Regions from separate parts of the Homo sapiens genome. Here region 2 is linked to region 1. A link is a loop called in an ENCODE intact Hi-C map of the cell type or tissue named here. Cell type or tissue: endothelial cell of umbilical vein. All regions are shown on one strand.

Region 1 (8,000 bases):
CCGAGGGGATGAGCCCCTTCCCCAACGGGGTAGGAGGCACAGCAGCATCCCCTACCCGCCCCCTCCCACGCCCTCCCACCCCCATCAATCACCAACACAGAAAATCAGTGTGGAGCGCAGTCGGTTTTAGTGGTTTTCTTTAATCCTGCTCTGCACTTCTTTCTCATTTACTACACGGGATATTATAAAGAATAAATAGCAGATACTCTTAATTTACAATGATTAGTCATTCCATTTGTTCTCTATATTTACAATAACTGTAAAATAACATTGAACTCTATAGCTTCTTCGAGGTCCAAGGAAAACCAAAACACTTTCCGAAGAATGGAAAATAGCTTTTAAAAAGTCCTCTACAAAAGTTCCCCCGTCTCTTTGTACTTCAAGAAAAAAATAACTTTTCCCCCCTGCTTCGCCATGCGAAGGGCACTGGAATATAAATAGCAGGTTAACATTATTAGCAACAACCAGAATAAGTCTCTCTTTTCTCTGTTCTTTTTTTTTTCTTTTGCTTACTTTTTTTTAAAAATACAGTAGAAGCCGGTAACTTTTAACGTATAATACTGACCTTTTAATAAGTAAATTAAAACTGGGACCGTATATACACACACATATACATTCCTACACAGTTAAACAGTGCATTACAGGAACCAGAAAGCTAGGTCTCTGTAGCCCAGAAAAAAAAAAAAAAAAAAAAAAAAAAGTTCATTGAAAACCCTCGCTAGAGGGTGGTGGAACTGGTTGGAGGCGGTGCAGGGGGCGTCGGTGGGGATCGATCAAGTGTCCGGGTGCGGGCAGGGGGCCCCCGAGTTCTAGCACGAGCACTTGCACTCGGAAATGATGGGGTACTGGATGGGAATCCAGCCGCAGCGCTGGCCCCCGCGCCGCTGACAGCGCCACCGCAGCACCGTGAGGTGCACGGACTTGGACGGCTTGCACACCATGCCCTCGGGCACGGAGCACGAGCGCTTACTGAAGCAGCTGCCCACCTTCACGTAGCGCGGCCAAAAGCGGCTGCCCAGGTCGTTCCACGCGTACAGCACGGGGCAGAATGTCTGCGACCACAGCCACATCTGTAACTTCCTCCGCAGCTTCTTGCTTAGGCGCTGCTTCTTGCCCTGGGCCAAGCCCTCGGAGAACTCTAGCCCTTTGATCTCGCTCGGCATGGCCCCCGACGGCCGCTGCCGCAGCAGCTGGTCCAGCTCCGCCAGGTCCTCCGCGCCCCCAGCTGCACCCCCGCCCCCGCCGGGCCGGTCCTCGGGGGGCGAGGTGGCCATGAAGCCTGGGTCGTAGTGGCCCCCGAGCAGCGAGCGCAGCAGCGTCTCGTTCAGATCCTTTTCCTTGGGGTCAAAGATAGGGTCTGGGTGTTCGATGAGGTCCACCAGGGGCAGGTTGTCGCTGGGTGCCGGGCGGATGTGGAGATAGTGCTGGCCGCCGGCCGGTGTCGCCCGCAGCCCCAGGACCACCACCAGGGCGTAGAGGGTGACCCCTAGGCTGGGGCAGCGCTCCATGCCTCTGGCGCGCGCCCGGGGCTGCTGCTTCGTCCCGCGTCCCCGGAGGAGAGCACGCCGAGCCCGCGGCGCCGCCGCGCTCCCCCGTCTCTCCGGAGGCGGCTCACCCGAGGCTGGGCAGGCGCAGGGCCGGCAGCATGAGCCGCCGGGAGAGCCCTTCGCGCAGCGCCGGCTCCCACCGGGGCGGAAGAAAGGCACACAAGTTGGCCGCAACTCCTCTCCCGGGTCTACTGGGGAAGGCGGCCGCGGCTGGGCATCCGAAATTACTCCAGGGCGACCGCGGGGCGCGGGAGGCGCCGGCTCCTCGCTGCCTTCCCGGGCCGGCGGCGGCGCAGGGCGCGTGGACGAGCCGCTCTCCCCTCCTCCTCTCGCTGCTCTTCGTCCGGCCGCTCTGTGCAAGCGCCGCTGGCTGAGCTGGTTCTAGGGGCACTTCCCTCCGCCTGCTCCGGGCTCCGCGGCCGGCTCTGCCCGGCGGACTCCAGCGGCGGCGGCGGCGGCGGCGTCCGCGCACGTTGGCACCGGTTTGTCTGTCTCGCAGGGTCCAAGCCTTTAAATTTCCTGCACTTTCAGCTCCATCACCATGGAAACCACTGACTCTCTCGGCGTTGCCCCCTCCCCCTTCTTCCCCCCAAACAACAACCCCACCCCCCACTTCTCCACCCCCGAGGAGCTGGAGCTGCACAGGCTCCGGGGGAAGCCGCCTGTACTCGCCGCGGAGGCGGCGGCGGCGGCTTCGGCAGCGCCCAGGGCTGTGCCCCGCCGGACCCAGATGCCCCGGGAAGCCGACAGTCCGGCTGCCCGCCGGAGCTCACAGGCGGCGGCGGCGGCGGCGGCAGCGGCGGTGGCGGCGGCGGTGGCGCTTGGCAGGTCTCCGCGCAATTTTCTCTCTCCCCCACCACCCACCCCCCTTCTCCTCCTCCTGCAAAATGCACCGCCCCCCTCCTTTCTCCTGGAGCAATGCAACTGGGGCTCTAGGCGCCCCGCCAGGGCCAGTCCTGGGGAAAGCTCGCGGCGGCGCTGGAGCCGGGCTGGAGGGTGCAGAGCCGGTGTTTGGGGAGGGGGGGCGGTGCTTGAGGTGGGGCTGGAGGGTTTCTCACTAGCTGGGTGCTTTGCACTGGGAGGGGAGCAGCGGGGAAGTGCTGGGGGCTCGTTTCTCGGTGCATGCAGTTCGGAGCAAGAAATTTCTCCATGTGCATGGAGCGTTTTCCCCGAGCGCGTCTTCTTCTCTCCCGGGCTCTTGCTCTAAGTCCCCTCCCCCCAACACACATATATACACACACACACACACACACACACACAGCCCCTACCCCACCCCCCTTTGCACCAGGGAGTCCGAGAGCCGCAGCGTTGCGCAGCGTGATGTAATTCTTAGGAAGCACTCCTGTCTGTCTGCCCCTCGGGCCCACGAGGGGGTTCCGCTCCTCACCATCCTCCTCCTCCTTGGCCGGGTCCTGCACCCTGAGTGGCCTAGCCTCAGGGGCGCGACTGGCTCGCCTGCGGCTCCCCTAGCCCGCCCGGCTCCGCGCGGCCGCCGCTCGGCTCCCTGGGGGCGGCGCGCCCTCTGCTGGCCCGCTATGAGCCCTGCACCTGGCGCTGGCGGGGGCGGCCGTGCGAGGTGGGTCGGCCGCTGCCCGCTCTGCCCAGTTCAGCTTCTGCTTCTGTGTCCCTGTCACTTTGTGTGTGTCTGCGTCTGCTGACTGGTCCGTTTTGGTTCTGGCTATTTTCCCGAAGGTCTCCAGGCCCCCAGTGTAAACAAACTTCCTGAGATTCCTTCTCGGTCCCCTCAAATTTCACAAGAATGCGTGCAGCACCTTCTGCCTCAGGTAAATCGGTCTCTGGTCTCAGTGGGTGCGAGTGGGGACCAGAAACTTGAAAGGTGAGCTGACAGCAGAGGCACCTGAGTCTTGCCCGGGGTCCACCCTGATATAACTCGGACAAGTCATTTTTCTCACTTTTCGCATTAGTGACGTAACTATTAATAGATTTCTCTTCCAGCCCTACCTTTCTGTGATTTTAAATAAACCTCCACGATGCTTTCTCTTGTTCAGAAGCAGTTTCTCTTTGATGGGAGATGGGTACTGAAGGGACACCTCCGGTTAATTTCCCCTTGGACGAGGAACTCAATCTCAGCTTTAAAATGCAAACTCAGTTTTCTTTGTGGTGAATGTGATTGGAATCTGGAAAAAGCTGGAGAAGAGAGACTTGGAGTGGATGACTCAAGTATTTGCCAGTCTTCCATGGAGTGGGAGTTAAGAGGTCCCATTGTGACAACCTAAATCGCTTAACTTTCTTTCCCCAAAGATCTGGTTTTTCCTTTCAACCTGCCCCACCCCAACTCCCAAAGTTTATCATCTGTCTAAGGAAGAAAACACTTTGTTGCATACTACAGTCTTTCTGCAAAACCTCTATTAAAAGGGGTGGGCAGTTTCCGCTGAAAGCGTTTCCCTCAATTTTAAAGTCTAGACAACTAGAATTAGACTATCAAGGGACTGCTCAAAAGGAGATCTTGCTTTGATGGATACTGGAGTTAACAACAACCCATTGGTTGTTTGAATTGGGCTGACTTTGAAATAATGTGTGATTAGAACCTGGTACAGGCCGGGCACGGTGGCTCATGCCTGTAATACCAGCACTTTGGGAGGCTGAGGCAGGCGGATCACTTGAGGTCAGGAGTTGGAAACCAGCCTGCCCAACATGCTGAAACCCTGTCTCTACTAAAAATACAAAAAAAAAAAAAAAAAAAAAAAATTAGCTGGGCGTGGTGGCAGGCTCCTGTAATCCCAAGTACTTGGGAGGCCGAGGCACGAGAATCACTTGAACCTGGGAGGCAAAGGTTGCAGTGAGTTGAGATTGCACCACTGTACTCCAGCCTGAATAACAGAGTGAGACTCTGTTCCCACCTCCCCAACTCCTCCCCCTCCAAAAAAAGAACCTAGCACATAGTAGGCTCCTAAGCATACCTCTTTCTTTTTTATGTGCTTTATGGGGATTCAGCACTAGTTTGTTTCCTTATGAAGATTACATGTTCCAGAGCAATTTTGTCACTGATGTGAATTAACTAAGAAAATTATTTAGTGGAGTTCAAGGGCTAAACTCTAGCTCAGCCCTCCTGAGATGGTAGGTTCCAATTAATGACATTATATCATGCTGGTTTCTGTTCTTTTAATCCCCCTCTTCTCTCCTTCAAATCACCTATTTTTGCTTGAAAACCAACCCAGATCCTTTATTTAGTTGGGCTGAGCAGATTTGACTGAACAGCAAAAAAGGTCCCTCAGGAACCAGAAACAAATCATGCTTGAGAACAGATTGGGTGACCTGTTTATGGAGTATCTACTGGGTGAAGACCATCAGGAAAAATACAAAGAAGAAAAAATTCATAGTCAGTCTCCATCCTGCAAGACTTTTGTAGTACAGTTAGGGGAGATATGACAACCACAAGAAGAAATAGTAAAAGGACATCAGAAAAATTTATAAATTCCCATAACAGTGTGGACTAGTTTTTTATAACCTTTTCTTTTTAAAATCCATGTCCCCTTTTGATAGATATAACAATATCATGCTCTTCTTTGAATGTTGTTTAAAGTTTTTAAAATACATTATTATAACCAAAAAGAAGCCCAAGCAATTATGTTAGCTATACTGTTTTCAAACCATATCTACCCCTCTTCAATGTGAAGTTCTGAAATGCCACATTTGGGAAGCTTGCAACTCCTAACTCTGTGCCACACTGGAGTAGCCCATGCGCTTAGGTACTGAGTGAACCTGGGGATGTTGGTATCAGAGACTAGGAAGTACTAAGACCTTAATGGTAGAGCTGAATTTTAGCTGAGCTTCATGAAGAAGGATGTATTTATCTGAGTATGGAGAGGAAGAGATTTGAGAGATAGGATATACATCTACATGAAGAAGGGAACCACACTTGTATGAGGGACAGCCAGAAAATCTGGGGATATGAGAGGTGGAAGAGGAAATGTCCCAGACAGGGAAGCACCACGACTTTTGGACCAGGTGGATTTAAGTTGGAATTCTGGCTGTGCCCCTCACCGGCTGTGTTACCTTTTTAAAACAGTCATCTTAACCACCCCGTTTCCATTCTCTCATCTGTAAGATGGGGATGATACACACCTCTCAGAATCATGCCACGTAAAAGAGGTAAGGAATGCCTAGCCTAGTAAGGTGCCTGGGGCAGAGCCTATATCGGGCAATGGTTTTACAACACGTTACTTCTTCAGAGAACCCCACTGCCCTCAACTGGCCAACCATCTCAGGTTTGAGCAGAAGAGGGTTGAAGGGGTGAGGATGCTGCTGAAATCAACTCCAACACCTTTGGACTTGCTTTCTGTCCACTCCATCTGTGCAACTTGAGGGCTGCCAGGCTTCAGGAGTTTGAGGGAGGGAGGACTGTAGTTTCTTAGGAGATTCTGTAGTCAACCCATTTTGATGCTTCTGTGGTTCTGTTGAAGAGGGAGCTTGACAAAACTGGACAAAGAGGGTTGTATTTCTTGCAAAGGAAGCTGTGGGCGGAAGATGGGCCAATGGAAGTACGGCTATCAGCTTGACTCTCGCTGTGGGCGGTGCTTGGACTGTAGTGGGGCTTGGTTGGGGACTTAGGCCTCAGGAGGCTACATAGGAAGAGTTAATGAACAACATAAATGGAGGCCTGTCCCTGGGTAGCCCCATCCCAGGTTTCTGTCCCTGCAAAATTCTCTGGGCAAGGTAAATGGAAGCACTCCTTTAAACAGTCGCTGGGGCAACTCCAGGTCAAAGGCAAGAGGAGCCTGAGGGTGCTTTTATGTATCTTCTCTTATTTCTATCATGATTCGAAGAACAACTTGACAATCTTCTTGCTTCTTTGGCCCTGGAAACATAGACCTAAGGCAACTGTGGGTGACGCCTAAAGGGCATGGGGCTTGAGGTCAGAAAACTTGCAATCTACCAGCTGTGCGACCTTGGGTGAGACACTCTACCTTTCAAGGACCATGAGACGTCCTTGGAGAATGCATGAGAACTGCCATCTTTTACAGCTGGTGTCATCCCAGGCATTGAAATTCTCTACCCTCTGTTTCTGACAATCTCTTGGGACCCATAAATATAGAATCTGATGGGCTTTCTCTTAATGAGACCCCAAAATGGCATTCTTGGGCTTGACTTAAGTTAGCAAAGGGAGACCAAGTCAGCCATGAGGCTTGTCACATATCTCTCTTGACTGCCAGAAGGTGACAGTAGAGGTGGCACTGAGGTCAGAGGGTGGTGAACTCCATGTAGCCTCCTGGGTGCTGGGGAGCCCTGGCCAGTTCAGAACTCACAGTGAGGGTAGAAAGAACCCAGTTCAGCTTCACAGGGCATTATAATTGTGTGTGTGTGTGTGTCCCATTGGTGGTTAGATTCTGGTGAGAAGTAACTAAAATGGGCATGCTGGGCAAAAGAGGGAAACTAGGAGAGAAAGAGGAGGGAGAGAGTGGGAAATCACTCTAAAACGTGGTCTGGGGTGGGAACGTGGGCAAATACATGTGAAATACATTTCCCAAAATAGAGACGAAGTTTAAGACCAAAGGAGGAAAGGAGCTTCAGCGAGCTTATTCCAGCCCCGACAGCCCCTTCCCTTCCTCAGTCTGGCTCCTGCTCCGCCTGTAGCCCCCTCCCCATCTGGCTCCGCACTGGGGAAGGGGAGACGTCTCTGGAGCCCGGTGGCTCATTCATCTCCTGATAAACTGTTTATCTGAGTTTTAACGAGGGCGCCTCTCTCCAGCCCTGGAGACAGAAGCCTCGGCATGTTTAGCCTGCCCTGATGTGGGGGGCCTGGGGGTGGGTGGGGGCGACGCCAGCAGGCATATCTTCTCCGCTTTCCTGCCCTCAGCTCTCCTGGGCTTCACATTGCATTTCCTTGGCTGAAGTCTGGGTCTAGGATGGACCCAACGTTTTCCTATGGAAAGGAAATCCTTGTACAATCCTTCTCTCTCTAGCCACTGCTTCACACACACACACACACACACACACACACACACACATTCTAAATAAAATTTAAAGACCAACAACACTTGGTTCTGAGTTAACGGACTTTTACCATATGTGACCCAGTATTTCAAAAGGGGAATGAATGGAATACTACAGATACAGTATTGCTAGTGTGGGACAAGAATCTCCAAAATGATGGGGGGGCTATGATGTGAACGGATAACTGTCATCGAATAGAAACACAAACTCTAAATGCTCTAGGACTTGCTTCCCGCTCCCCACCATACACTGTCATAGGTTTGCACAGGCACACAATTTTCAGATATTGAAAGCCTACCTGTACTGAAGAGCCTACCTTCCCGACCCCAATACATATGTAGTTATTCAATACAAACACATGAGTGCACGTGCACACACATGCATATACACACATATCACACACACTCGCTATGCACTGCTCCCCAACAACACACCACACATACCACACACACAGACATACACACCACACCACACACACACCACACACCACACACACCA
Region 2 (8,000 bases), 190 kb before region 1:
AAAATATAAATAATTCTATCATAAAGATACATGGACTCGTATGTTCATTGCAGCGCTATTCGCAATAGCAAAGACGTGGAATCAACCAAAATGCCCATCAATGATAGACTTGATAAAGAAAATGTGCTACATATACACCATGAAATACTATGCAGCCATAAAAAGGAACAAGATCATGTCCTTTGCAGGAACATGGATGGAGCTGGAAGCTATTATCCTTAGCAAACTAATGCAGGAGCAGAAAACCAAACACCACATATTCTCACTTACAAGTGGGAGCTGAACAATGAGAACGCATGGACACAGGGAAGGGAGCAACACACACTGGGGCCTGTCAGGGGGTGGGATGGGGGAGGAAGAGCATTAAGAAAAATAGCTAAAGCATGCTGGGCTTAATACCCAGGTGATGGGTTGATAGGTGCATCAAACCACCATGGCACACGTTTACCTATGTAACAAACCTGTACATCCTGCACATGTACCCCAGAACTTAAAAATAAAAATTAAAAACAAAAGGAACCTGAGACTGAGACCTGGGAGACCTGGGTTCTCTTCCCCTTTACTCATTTCTCTAAAAAATAAAAAATATATTCTGAGACCTACTGTGTACCTTGTACTGCTCTAGGCTCTAGGAGTGCAGTGATGAACCAGACAGACAAGGCTGATTTAAAAAAAAAGGTTGTAAAATTCATATAACATAAAATTAACCATTTTAACCATTTTAAAGTATACGATTCAGTGGTGTTTAGTACATTTGCAATGTTGCACAACCATCACCACCATTTATCCCAGAACTTTTTTTTTGTTTTTTTTTTTTTGTTTTTTGAGACAGAGTCTTGCTCTGTCTCTCAGGCTGAAGTGCAGTGGCATGATCTCAGCTCACTGCAACCTTCGCCTCCTGGGTTTAAGCAATTCTCTGCCTCAGTCTCCTGAGTAGAGTAGCTGGGACTATGGGCGCATGCCACCGTGCCCAGCTAATTTTTGTATTTGTAGTAGAGACGGTGTTTCACCGTGTTGGCCAGGCTGGTCCTGAACTCCTGAGCTCAGGTGATCCACCCGCCTCGGCCTCCCAAAGTGCGGGGATTATAGGCGTGAGTCACTGCGCCTTGCCTATCCCAGAACATTTTGCTACCCCTAAATGAAACCCCTTACTCATTAGGCAGTCACTCCCCATTTCTCCCTCCTTCCAGCCCCTGGCAACCACCAATCTACTTTCTATCCTTATGCATTTGCCTATTTGGGGTATTTCACATAAGTTGAATCATACAATATGTGGCCTTTTGTATCTGACTTCTTTTACTCAGCACATGTTCTTAAGGTCAGCAATGTTGTAGCATGTATCAGCACTTCATTCCTTTCTAGGACTGAATAATATTCCATTGTATGGTTATACCACATTTTATTTATCCACTCTTCAGTTGATAGACATTTGGGTTGCTTCCACCTTTTAGCTATTGTGAGCCATGCTGCTATGAACATTCTTGTACAGGTTTTTGTTTGAGAACCTGTTTGCAATTCCTTAGGGTATATACCTTGGAGTAGAATTGCTGGATCGAATGGTAATTCTCTGTTTAACTTTTGAGGAAACAACAAACTATTTTCCACAGTGGCTGCCCCATTTTACATTCCCATTAGCAAGGTACAAGTGTTACAATTTCTCTATGCCCTTGTCAACAACTTATTTCCCCCTGCCACCCCCTTTTTTTAAATTAAAAATTAAGCCATATGGGTGTGAAGTGGTAGCTTACTGTGGTTTTGATTTGCATTCCCCTAACAACTAATAATGTCAGCATCTTTTCATGTGCTCATTGGCCATTTGCATATTTTCTTTGGAGAAATGTCTATTTAAGTCCTTTATCCATTTACAAATTCTGCTGATGTTTTTGTAGTGACTAGAGCACAGCTTACTCAGGGTGAAATCTTGGACAGGTTACTGAACCTTTCCTGCCTCAGTTCCCTCTTCTGTAAAATGAGGGTTAAGGACAGCATCCACAGTAAAGGGTGGTTGTGAAAATTTCATGGCTCACTGTGAGTAAAGCTTTTGGAACTTTGCTTAGGACATTATCGGTTTGCACTCTGTAATTGATACCCCTTATTATACATGAGATGAGTCTAACAATAGTAACTGAATAAGAAATTACCGGAGATTAATACCTGCTGGGAAATATATAAAACCGTGATGCAACAGAGTGACTGGAAGGCTATTTTAGGTTGGGTGGACAAGGAAGGCTTTTTGGAGGAGGTGACATTTGAGCTGACACCGGAATGACAGGAAGGAGCCGACTGTGTGAAGACCCACGTACAGGAAGGGCATTTCAGGCTGAGGGAATGGCTCAGGGAAAGGTCTTAGGCAGGAACAAGCCTGGCCAGTTCAAGGGGCTGCTTGAGAGAAGGCCAGAGCTGCTTGGGTGGGGGATGGAGAGGCTGGGCTTTCTGCGCATGGGGTCCTGGCTGACAGCAACAGCATGAGAAGGGATAAGCTTTGGAGTCAGGAAGCCAGGGTTGCAGGTCTTTGCTTATTAGGAAAACCTGAGACACATTACTTAGTCCATTTGGAAAAGGCCTCCATCTTCTCATGTTAAAATAGAGGCTGGTTATACCTACTTCATGGGGCTACTGTGAAATGCAAATAAGAAAAACTAAAGTGGGGACACACATTTTAGGTGGCATTAATCGCATCACTGTGGAGTAGGAGCTGCTCAGTTGCAGTTAGCTCATCCCCTCGTCCTGGCCAAAAAGAGAATATGCAGTGTGGGTGTGTCTGAAAATGTGTTTTCACGGAGTGCTAGGGGACCTGTGTTTCTCTACGGCAGTGTTGTGGTTCTTGCAACTTGCTTAGCCTCCCTCCTGCCTTCACACCTTCCTTGGACCTTCCCTCAAGGTCCAGTCCAGTTCAGCTTTTATTAAGCACCCACTGTGCGCCAGGCGCGAATGAGGCTCTGAAGGTGATGACACGGTCTATGTCTTCAAGGAGTTCATCAGACACCTCTTCCACAAGTTGCCTTCCTTTTGCGACAGCCAGAATTACTGCCGCCTGTCCTGCATTGCTGTAGCACTTCATCCTTAGGGAACAAAGGAGGTACACGCAGAACAGCTTGGGTTTTTGAGCCCGTGATGTGCAGACTAGAATCCTGGTCTCCTTTTAACTAGTATCCATGGGGTACACACACACACATACACACACAGCCCAGTGCAGTGGCTGAGAGCACTCTGAAGCCAGGCTGCCTAGATTAAACACTAGACTCACGCTCACTAGTTACTTAACCTCTCTGTGTGCCTCGGTTTTCTCATCTGGGAAATGGAGGCAATAGTAGTACTTACAGGGTTGTGATGAGGATTCCACACAGGTAATTTTAATATAGGTAAAGCACTAGAAGAAAGCCTGGCAGACAAGAGCTATGTAAACATTTGTTTATTAAAATCAACACAAATGAATAAAAACATCAGCTTTGTGACCTGGACAAGCCATGTGACAGCTGGGGCCTCAGTTTCCAAATCTGGGGCTATCATCAGGCTCCAAGGGATAACCGTGTGCACAGTGTCTGGTACTGGGAGTCTCCACAAACGCCACCCCCTTCCTTCCTCTCAGCCCTGTGTCACACTGGGACCCTGTCTGTCTTTCCCGTCACTCCTCAAGAGCAGAGGCACATGCCTGAGCAACAGCACAGAGGCACACTGCTTAAGGTTCTCAGGCATCTGTGTTCTCTGGAATTGGACAAGGAGAGCAGAAATTGCTTCTCTGGTTTGGAAGAGCAAATGGACATGGGGTGTATGTGCGCGCGTGCTTGCGTTGGGGCGGGCGGTGGAGACACAGCACCGGCCACACCCCCGCCAGTCCACACAGAGCTGCTCTGTGCAAAGAGCGACTTGACTGCGACTCTGGCCGCCCGGAGCGAGGGCGGGCGCGGGGGCTGCGAGGGCCCGGTCGGCCACTAGGGGTCAGTGTGTCTCCGCCGCAGGCGCCCGCGCGCCGCTTACCTGATTGGGGCAGGCGCCCGCTGACAGCTCTTGACAGTTTGCAACATTTCCTGCCTAACATTAAAAAAAAAAATTAATTAATGTATCTTTCTCCGTAGTAAAGAAGGGAGCCCAGACAACCGAAATAACAAGCCGGCTCTCTTTGCAGGAAAATGCAGAAGGCGGTTAAACCGTCCCGTCCTTCGCATTCCTGGGCTGGAGGAATAAGGATCCAATTGTGGTTTCTGCGCTGGTTATCTTGGTGCCGCCGAGGGGGCCACCGGGGAAAATCTGCTGAATTCTTCCTTTTCTATTTTCTGCCTCGGCGAGGAGGAGGGCGTTAATGCCGGTTGGCAGTTACATGAAACTGAGATGGATGGTAATGGGGTGTGTTAGCAAACAAGGGCAGGAAATAAAGTGTCATATTTTCTGGAGGGTGAACCGCTCCCCGGAGACAGAGCTGCACCAGGCGTCTGCAGAGGAGACACTTTGAAGGAAAAAAAAAAAAACCCTGTATAATCTCTCTCTCTCTTCACTTTCCTGTGCCTCCTTGGTGAGACATAAATTCAGTTTTATCCTCAGTCTAGCTAACAGGCAAATAACAGGGCACAAAAAAAGAAAAGAAAAACCCACTTGGATTTCTACTTCAATGTTCAGTACTTATTCTCTTGTCTCAAGCTGAGTCTGGAGGTAAAGAGAACTTCAGGACTTGGAGGCAGACTTCACAACATCAGAGCTACCTGCCTGGAATCTCGAACTGAGTGTCCCTGGAATCAACTGTGTGTGGTCATCAAGGCCCATCCCCAATCCTACCCACTTGGCAGATAGGAAGCCCTGAAGCTGCCTGCTTGCCGTTGCTTTGTACATGTGGGAAACACCCTCACCCCATTCCTGCATTCCCGTCACCCTCCTCCAAGGCACCCTCTCCGATTCTTTTTGCAAGGACTCAAGACTCCTACTGTCCTGGCAGCCTGCCTCCCCCACTGTCCCTTTCTCTGGAGGATGAGCTTTTTGAAAGCCTGGCTACTGTCTCATTCTTCTTTGTAGCCCTAGCACCTGGCACAGTTCCTAGTGCATTGTTAGGAGGTGCTTAATATATGTTTGTGAGTGAATATATGATATCCCGAACTCCTCTGCTAGAAATAAGGGCCGGTGCATACTGAACATATCATATCCCTGTCCTAAATGCTTTGCATGCTTTCTCTCATTTAATCCTTACATCAGCCCTGTGAGATAGGAACTAGAAATGACGTCATCATCGTCATCATCATCATCATCATCATCCCATTTTACAGATTGGAAAGTTTATCCTTAGCGGGGGCAACCGACTTGCCCACAGTTACAGAACCTGGCAACGGCAGAGCAGGAAGACAGACCCATCAGTCGATGCTTCAGACCTCTCTCTCCTTGGGCAGCGTCTAAATCCCTTGCATGGCATTTCACACTTACTAATTTATGTTACTGTAAATACATTGTGCTCTTGTTTGATCTCCTTGCAAAAATGTAAACTCCTTGAGGTCAGCACTGTGGCTATGGTTTCTCTGTGGCCCTCAAGAGAGAAAAGACCAAATTAGGGCAGTAGTCTGAGTCCTCTGGAAGTGGGCCTTTGGGTTTGTCTTTGCTTTGGACTGGATGGATCTCCATGGGGCCCGACTACTTCTGAACTGTGGAGTTTGAGTTCCTGGGTGAAAATTCCAACTCTACTGCTTGCTAAACTGGACTGTCACTTAAGCCTCTCTGGGTCTTGGTTTCCTCATTTGCAAAATGGGGGTAATAGTAGCCCCTACCTCTCAGAGGTATCATGAGGATGAAATGAATTAGTGTATTTGTTTTGAATGGTGCTTGGCACAAATCTCCACTAAGTGTTAGTGGTTCTTATTTTGAGACACTGGACACAGAATTTGCATTCTTTGCTGCCACTTGTGACCTGGATGTTTGTCCTTATTCAGTTCATCAAATGACTGTGGGCCTCATAACTCCCTCTTTCTCTTTTAAAAAGTCATTCTTCCATGAAAAACGAACAGTACACCAAACCAACAACCTTGCACGTTTGAGAAGACAAAGGAAGACAAACATTTGGCATCCCACCTTAGGCATTCACTTCTTGTTGCTTATTAACAATATATAAATCAACAAGGATATCCATATTAGGCTTGATACTCGATATATTTGGTATATGGCTGCTTTGAGTGGACACACGCTCACAATTAATGATGCCAGCCGGCTTCTCCGGATGGATATAAATACTCTAGGAAGAGAAACCCAAGACCAAAGGCTTGGGACACCCCACGCTGTCAGCACCAGCTCATGCTCTTCCTGTGGATGATGCAGCATGACCTGACACTTATTCCTTCCTGAGAGCTGGGTGAACCCACTACAGCCACATTTTTGTCAGTATTCCCAGTGGTGTCACGAGACACCACGTTCTCCAAGACCAAAATGCATACTGTTGAGTTTTCTTCAGAAAGTGGATGGAGAGGAAGACTCAGATCTCTTTGTGGGGGTGGGGACTCAGGCTGCTTGGGAGTGATTCTCACAGTTACCACTCAGTCTCCAAATATTTAGGAACCACTTGCTATATTCATGGACACAGTACTAGGTGTGGGGATATTGGTGGGTCCATCTCCATGGAGGATGCAGCCTAACGGGGAAAAATAATTACTGTTCTGCTGAGTGTTGGGAAGGAGAAGGAGAAGGCCAGTGTGCTCAGAGTGCTATGGAGTTTATATAGGGGTGAGGGGACCCTATTTTGGCCCAGAGATCAGGGAAGGCCTCCAGAGGATTGCTGTCTGGAATGAACAGCAGGTAGCTAGGCAGAGAGGAGGTGGAGTGTTCCAAGCTTGTGCTAGACCCTGAAATTGAACATGTGGAAGGTTTGAGAAAACAGAGAAAAGCCCTGCAGGGTTGGAGTGGAGAGAACAACAGGGAAGGGAGAGTGAGTTGAGGTGAGCTTGCAGAGATGGGGCAGGGGTGGGGTAGGCCATCCATAGCCTTGATTGATAGCCACAGTAAGGCTTTGAGGATTCATTACAAGGGTAATAGGATTCAGCAGAAGTATTTTAAACAAGGAGAAGAAGGTAATGAGATTTACATCTAAAAAATGCCTCTTGTACCTATCTGCAGTATGGAGCGGAGAGGGTTAGAGAGAAGCCAAGGCAGCATGGGAGATTAACTAGGAACCTCTGTAGTAGGTGGCGGGGAGAGATGAATGTGGCCTGGAGTAGGGTGGGAGGGGTCAGGGCAGAGAAGGTGGGTGGATTCTACAAACATTTAGGTGACAGAATTGATAGGATGTGGGAACAAGGGAGAAAGAGGAAGCACAGAAGACTTCCAGGTTTTGAGTTTGAACAGAAGAGTGGATGGTGGAAGGGAGTGGGTTTGGGGCAGAGCAGGTCATGTGTTCAATTGACATTGAGGTCCTAGTGAGATGTCCAGGGGCAGGTGTCAGGTAGGGTCTGGCATGCAGCTGATAGGCTGGGCTGGTCTTGTAGATTGTGAATCATTGGCTTATAGATGGTATTTAATGCCATGGAGTGGGTGAGGTCCCAACCGAGTGAGCAGGGCAGTGCTGGAATGGAGAAGGTGAATGGCGTTCCTGGAATTGGAGGGGCCATATAAGGGAAGACCACACATGGCGGGGTTAGGCTCTCCTACAGGATGATTTGGCATTTGTTTGGGAAACCAATCTTAGGTGGCAAACCATTTCTTATACTTTTATGTTTTTGGAAGAAATAGTAGTGACTTGAAATTTCAGCCACATGATGTATCTTCAGTCATTCTTAGCTTGCTTTGGGGAGTTGGCAGAACCTTGTTGAGGTCGAAAAGCCATAGGTCCTTTGCTGCTGCTTTGTTTTGCTGAAATTCTTCCCATGTGATCTTGTTGGAACAAGGACCTTTCTTGGGTGCTCCTCTCTGTCCTTTAGCCCATTATAGTACTTCCTAGGTAGCCTTTGGGGCAAGGCGAAAATTCCTGAAAAAAGCAAGTTTGTAAGGGCATCTTCTCTCAATTGATGTCCTGTCTGACTTGGTGTGTGTGTGTGTGT

The links. Peaks named below come from ENCODE experiments on the same cell type or tissue, not always from the same donor. Only the 100,000 strongest peaks of a DNase experiment are listed, where the experiment ranks them.
Region 2: a loop joins it to region 1, with 13 times the contacts of the local background. A loop is called at or near these places in 78 of 110 quality-filtered maps.

Annotation. Positions count from the first base shown.
Region 1 is chr17:56,587,732-56,595,731 of GRCh38, reverse strand. It overlaps NOG (noggin), which reads right to left and starts at 2,033. Exons shown (of 1, transcript NM_005450.6): 1 at 121-2,033. The coding sequence starts at 1,508. The coding sequence ends at 810. RefSeq lists a silencer at 2,971-3,180. In endothelial cell of umbilical vein, a CTCF peak has its summit at 3,085 (motif pointing left); DNase peaks (open chromatin) are centred at 1,941 and 2,971; H3K4me3 peaks cover 2,038 bases; H3K27ac peaks cover 795 bases; H3K27me3 peaks cover 3,062 bases.
Region 2 is chr17:56,776,330-56,784,329 of GRCh38, reverse strand. No RefSeq gene overlaps it. Among named protein-coding and RNA genes, the nearest start is that of C17orf67, 54 kb to the left of the region's middle. RefSeq lists a silencer at 3,790-4,029. In endothelial cell of umbilical vein, a CTCF peak has its summit at 3,917 (motif pointing right); a DNase peak (open chromatin) is centred at 3,929; H3K27me3 peaks cover 544 bases.